Linked DNA regions of Homo sapiens: region 1 is linked to region 2. A link is a loop called in an ENCODE intact Hi-C map of the cell type or tissue named here. Cell type or tissue: Caco-2. All regions are shown on one strand. Each heading gives the region's core, and the rest is flanking DNA. Links, peaks and the distances in the headings are about the cores only. Region 1 overlaps CYB5R3 (cytochrome b5 reductase 3). Region 2 has its middle 33 kb from the start of A4GALT.

Evidence for each region. Peaks named below come from ENCODE experiments on the same cell type or tissue, not always from the same donor. Only the 100,000 strongest peaks of a DNase experiment are listed, where the experiment ranks them.
Region 1: a loop joins it to region 2, with 2.3 times the contacts of the local background. A loop is called at or near these places in 9 of 110 quality-filtered maps.

Annotation. Positions count from the first base shown.
Region 1 is chr22:42,620,111-42,623,014 of GRCh38, reverse strand. All of the region lies in intron 8 of CYB5R3 (cytochrome b5 reductase 3), which reads left to right. Among named protein-coding and RNA genes, the nearest start is that of RNU12, 6.3 kb to the right of the region's middle. RefSeq lists an enhancer at 1,240-1,329. In Caco-2, for the core only: a CTCF peak has its summit at 1,320 (motif pointing left); a DNase peak (open chromatin) is centred at 1,264.
Region 2 is chr22:42,686,807-42,689,673 of GRCh38, reverse strand. No RefSeq gene overlaps it. Among named protein-coding and RNA genes, the nearest start is that of A4GALT, 33 kb to the left of the region's middle. RefSeq lists enhancers at 930-1,821, 1,822-2,711, 2,712-2,867. In Caco-2, for the core only: no CTCF peak of the experiment used is centred there; DNase peaks (open chromatin) are centred at 633, 1,183 and 2,413.

The sequences.
Region 1 (2,904 bases), core at 237-2,736, 67 kb after region 2:
CCCCATCCGCCGTGGGCAATCCCGCTGTGGAGTATAGCCCTGTGTGGCCAGGGCCTCTGCTTTTCAAGAGAAGCTGGGGACCTGCATTTTCTGGGAAATTTCTAAGTGTTGGAAGCACCATTTTTGAATACCCGTGTGAGCACCAGTTTGGGGTCTCATGTCCTGCCATCTGCCCCTGCTTTGCCTCCGGCACCTCCTACGGCCCCACAGTTTCCTCAGGACTAATCCATGGTGGGGGGCGCACACCCTCTGCTGATGATCCATGTCAGGGGGTGCATGCCCTCTACTGATGAGGGAGCTCTGTCCACACCACCCTCTGCTCCTCCCAGAAAGGAGCACATGGGCTCTGGGACTTGCACCACCTGGCTAGCACCTAGGAGCTGGGTCACCTGGGCCCATCCCTGAGGGAGCAGCCGCCCTTCTCAGATGACCAGCTTGGGTTCCAGGCCTCCAGGCTGAGAGACCCAGGCCTGGAGGGGGTGGTGGATGTGTGGGTTGTCACCGTGTCCGGCCTCTGGCTGGACCTGCTGTCCTGGGTCAGCCCACCCCCTCCAGGTCGGCTGCTCCACCTGGTATGCTCAGGAAGCCAACCTGACCCCGCAGCTGACCTTCCAGTGGGGGAGGCAGAGGACTAATGGGAGCAGGTTTCTTAGTAAATTATAGCGCGGTTATGGTGGCGGGGTTCCTGTGATGTGGGGGGCCAAGCAGAGCCAGGCAGCGGCTGGAGCGGAGGTCAGCCAGGGCACTGGCTCTGGGAGTCTAGCTGCTGTTTCTCTTCTACTAACGAAAGGAGCAGGCCGGGCGCGGTGGCTCACGTCTGTAATCCCAGCACTTTGGGAGGCCGAGGCAGGCAGATCATGAGGTCAAGAGATCGAGACCATCCTGGCCAACATGGTGAAACTCTGTCTCTACTAAAAATACAAAAATTAGCTGGGCGTGTGTCGCGTGCCTGTAGTCCCAGCTACTCGGAGGCTGAGGCAGGAGAATGGCTTGAACCCGGGAGGCAGAGGTTGCAATGAGCCGAGATGGTGCCACTGCACTCCAGCCTGGCGATAGAGCGAGACTCCGTCTCAAAGAAAAGAGCGTTTTATCCTGTACCCATGTGTCAGTCTAAAGGGAGGAAGTGATAGGCTGCTTTGCTCCTTTCTGACTGCAGTTTCTAATGGCATGGGCGGGGCCAGCTTGCTGCGAGGCAGGGTTTAGCCCCATCCCAATTCCAGATGAGTGATCCAGATCCCTGGTGCGTGCAGGAGCCCCTGCCCTGTGGCCAGAGCGAGGCCTGGTCCCCCAGGGAGGGGCCAGTGCTGACCCCTGGTGGCAACAGGCAGCAGCACCTGCACCACCACCACGGGACAGTTACCTGCCAATGAGAGGAATAGTTGGGTGATCTCCTAGCATTTTTCGTGTACATTTGTTGCCACTGTGACCCACAATTCAAGATTAGTTGAGGTACTGCTGTAGCATTAAATGTAAGCTGAAATTCCAGAGGTTGAGAAAGAAAGTGGTAACAGGCCAGTCTGGCTGTACCGTAGCTAAGCGAAGGATGAGGAGAGCCCCAAGGACTCCAGGCAGGGGCAGTGAGTATTTCCCCCACAGAGCCACTTTCAGGACAGGTACAGGGAAAAATACATTAAGCCATGCACGGTGGCATGCACCTGTAGTCCCAGCTATTCAAAGCTAAGGCAAGAGGATCACATGAGCCCAGGAGCTCCAGGCTGGAGGGCATTATGATCACACCTGTGAATAGCCACTGCCTGCCAGCTGGGGCAACATAGCCAATTCCTGTCTCTTAAAAACACACACACACACACACACACACACACACACACACTAAAAAGAAATCGCTGTGAAATTGAAAGGTGTCTTACATACCTGCACATTTTGTACACTAGCAGTTTATGCCCATGCAGTTTTTACAAGGTACTTTCAGATCCACTTCAGATCCATTGCCCAGCTATAAAACTATTTTCTGTGCCTCGCCTTGTTCCAGAGGGATTTTAGGAGGCTTACAAAGACTCATCTGGTGAGTCAGAGTGGCACAAATGGAAAGTGGGAGTGAAAGAAAAACAAGTGCAGGGCTATAAAATGAATGGAATCAGTACTGGGATTTGTACAAAAACGGACTATAATGTACGCTTGCTGTGAATGGGCCACACGTATCACTCCAGGCTTCCCAGCAGCCAAGGTGAAAAGGGAAATGTGGTCAGTGACTTAGCTCATGGAGTCCATGAGATAAAGAGGACCCCCTTGCTCAGCACAGTAGACTCTTCCTGGTTCCAGGGCAAGCGGGACTGCTTTGGCCCCTCCCCGTCAGGACCTTCACAGCGTGGAGTGTATGCTGTAAACTTGGGCCATCTAGGCAGGGTGTCTGTGTCAGCCAGTGCCAGCCCTCCTGGCCTGAGGCTTCAGCAGCTTTTCTCTTGGTGTTGAGGGCTGTGGGGTGGTTGTTTCTGGTTACTAAGGATAGAGACCAGCCATATCATCGTGGGCGCTCAGGGCTCGAGGGGGCAGGACACACAGCTGTGGATGAGACTCAGTTCCTCATGGGCCGACATTCTTGGGGAGTCACAGTGGGCTCATGGAGGTGGGGGCAGTTAGAGACTGTCACCCTGAGCAGCCTGGGGCAGAGCACCAGCCTGGGGACCTCTGGATCCTGGAAGGTACATCTCAGTCGTGTCCCTGCCTCATTGTGTGATCTTGAGCAACTCAACTCTGGGTCCTCTGGGCCTCAGTTGCCACATCTGTAAAATGGGATTCATATTCCCCGCCCTGTCCACCCACTGGGTTGTTCCAAGGGACACCCCGGAGGCCAAATGGAAGCAAAAGGCTTTGCAAACTGTAAAGTGCAGTCAGGGGAACCATGATGGGCTTTGTACACTGGTTTCAGGCTGCAGGGCCTGAGGC
Region 2 (2,867 bases), core at 1-2,500:
CTTCTTTTTTTTTTTTTGAGACAGAGTTTGACTGTTGTTGCCCAGGCTGGAATGCAATGGCGCGATCTCGGCTCACCGCAACCTCCACCTCCCGGGATCAAGCAATTCTCCTGCCTCAGCCTCCCGAGTAGCTGGGATTACAGGTGTGCGTCACTACACCCAGCTAATTTTGTATTTTTAGTAGAGACAGAGTTTCTCCATGTTGGTCAGTCAGGCTGGTCTCAAACTCCCAACCTCAGGTGATCAGCCCGCCTCGGCCTCCCAAAGTTCTGGGATTATAGGCATGAGCCACCGTGCCTGGCCTAATTTTTGTATTTTTAGTAGAGACAGGATTTCACTGTGTTGGCCAGGCTGGTCTCGAACTCCTGACCTCAGGTGATCTGCCCACCTTGGCCTCCCAAAGTGCTGGGATTACAGGCATGAGCCACCGTGCCTGGCCTGGTCTCGTTTCTCTCCTTGGAAGTTGGTGGGGACCGGGGCTGGGTTCTGATTTTTGGCAGTGGACTAAAGCTGGGAGGAATGTCTCACGTCTCACCTCCCCTTGGTTTCCTGCTGCTGCTGCTGCTGCTGCCGCCACACCCACCCTGGAAGGGGATGCTCCTCCTCCCCCAACCCCACCGCAGCACAGATCACACCTGAGTCCAGGGCCTGAAGCCTGGTCCCACCCTGACCCCCAACCTCACAGCAGAATTCCGAGCACGCCTTGCACTGGGCTAGTCCAAGTTAGAACAAGCAGAGATTTAGGAACAAGTGAACCATGAAACCAGACTTCCAGGAACACGGGGGCTCACTCATCCCCGATCTCTGTTGGGCACTCAGAGGACATTACAATTTAATATTTAAACAAGAAGTTGAATATTGATACACCAGCAAGGGGGAATTATTTTCCTTCCCCTAGAGCTGCTGGGAAAACGACTCCCTGCTTGCCTATGCCTGGCCAGCTGGGAAGATTCTTAAATAACCGACTGGACACCGGCCCCAGGCCACGCAGTGCTCCCCCAGTAAAGGATAGGTCCACGTCTTTCTCAGTCCTGGCCAAAAACGTCTGTGAACACACCCACTAGAAACAAGCCAGGAACAAACCGCTGCTCTGAGGATCTGATTACATTTCCCCAGGGCAGGTTTCCACCAGAGCGAGCGCCCCTCCCTCCTCCTTTCCCAGAACTCCGTTGCCCAACAACTGTTCCAGCTCCTGCTCCTGAGGCGGGGGCAGCCTGAGGAAACCAGGGCCTCAGGCGACAGCCGGCTCTGTTAGGCAGGGGCAGGACAAAGTGCAAGGTCCCTCTGGAATCCCCCAAGGCAGAGGGCAGGAGCCAGACTCCTCCGGTAGCTGTGGGGGCTCGGAAGGGGACATTAGACTCTGGTCTGTGGCTGTTGGCGCAGGGAGGTGAAGAGTGGTAGCTGCCCCCCGAGGCAGGCACTGGACCCCTTCTCGGCTCCCCAGCCAGCCTCCTTCCTACCCTGTGCACAGAACAGTGAAGGTCTGGGTTCAAATCCCAGCACCGCCACCTACTTGCTGAGCTTCTTTCTCTGTGTGGAAAGTGGAGGTGTGATAACACCACTCTGTGTCGTAGAGAATGTGTTCTGTGCCAGGGGCTGGGCTGGCTCATTTGATCATTACAACCATGCTGGGAGGGGGCACCACCCATCTCTTTGCAAAAGAGGAGATGCACAACTCTGGCCAGGGGTCGGTGGCCAGGAGGCAGGAACGGAGGATCTTTGGGACCCCTGCCCTGCCCCGGGCCTTAGACCCATTGCTCCCAGCCCAGAGGTGCAAGAACACAGCACTGTGATGGGCAGAGGCTGGGGTCCTCACCTGGCCGGGTGGTGTGGTGGCAGCGGGCATCTTCTGGCCTTGCAGCCTTTCTGCTGTTACCTCTGCCCTGCCTGTGCCTGTCCTCACTGCCTCTGTGTTCTCCAGGATGCTACTCTTATTTCTGGCCAGCTGGATCCTACTCTTATTTCTGGCCAGCTGGATCCTGGCCCATTTACATAGTTGCATTAAGAGGCTGGGCTGAGGCCAGGTGTGGTGGCTCACGCCTGTAATCCCAGCACTTTGGGAGGCCGAGGCGGGCGGATCACTTGAGGTCAGGAATTCAAGACCAACCTGGCAAACATGGTGAAACTCCATCTATACTAAAAATACAAAAATCAGCTGGGCTTGGTGGCGCATATCTGTAATTCCAGCTACTTGGGAGGCTGAGGCACAAGAATCGCTTGAACCCAGGAAGTGGAGGTAGCAGTGAGCCGAGATGGTGCCATTGCACCACCACCCAGGTTGGAGTGCGGTAGTGCAATCATGGCTCTCTGCAGCCTCAAATTCCTGGGCTCAAGAGATCCTCCCCCCTCAGCCTCTGAAGTAGCTGGGACTACAGGCATGGGCCACCACGCCCGCCCAGCTAATTTTTAACTTTATTTGTAGAGTCGGGGTTTCACCATGTTGCCTGGGCTGGTCTCAAATTCCTGGCCTCAAGGGATCCACCTGCCTTGGCCTCCCAAGGTGCTAAGATTACAGGTATGAGCCACCGCGCCCGGGCTGGTTATTGTTTCTTGATCTGGTGCTGGTTAAGTGGTGTGTAATTTGGTGAAAATTCACCGATTTTAGATTTAGAGTTTGTGGACTTCAAGAACATTGACATGAACAACAAGACAGAGGCCGTGAGGGTGGAGGAGAGGGCAGTTGGAGAGGCACTTGGGCCAGGGAACAGGGCTGGATGTTGGGGATTTAGGGTGCAGCCTGGCTTCTGGCCAAGTGGCTGGAGAGATGGGAGGATGAGCAGATGAGACACGCAGCTGAGACTGAATGTGAGGGGCCCCCCAGAGATGTGGCTCCCGGGGACCCAGATTGAGAAGCTGACCTTAAGGTG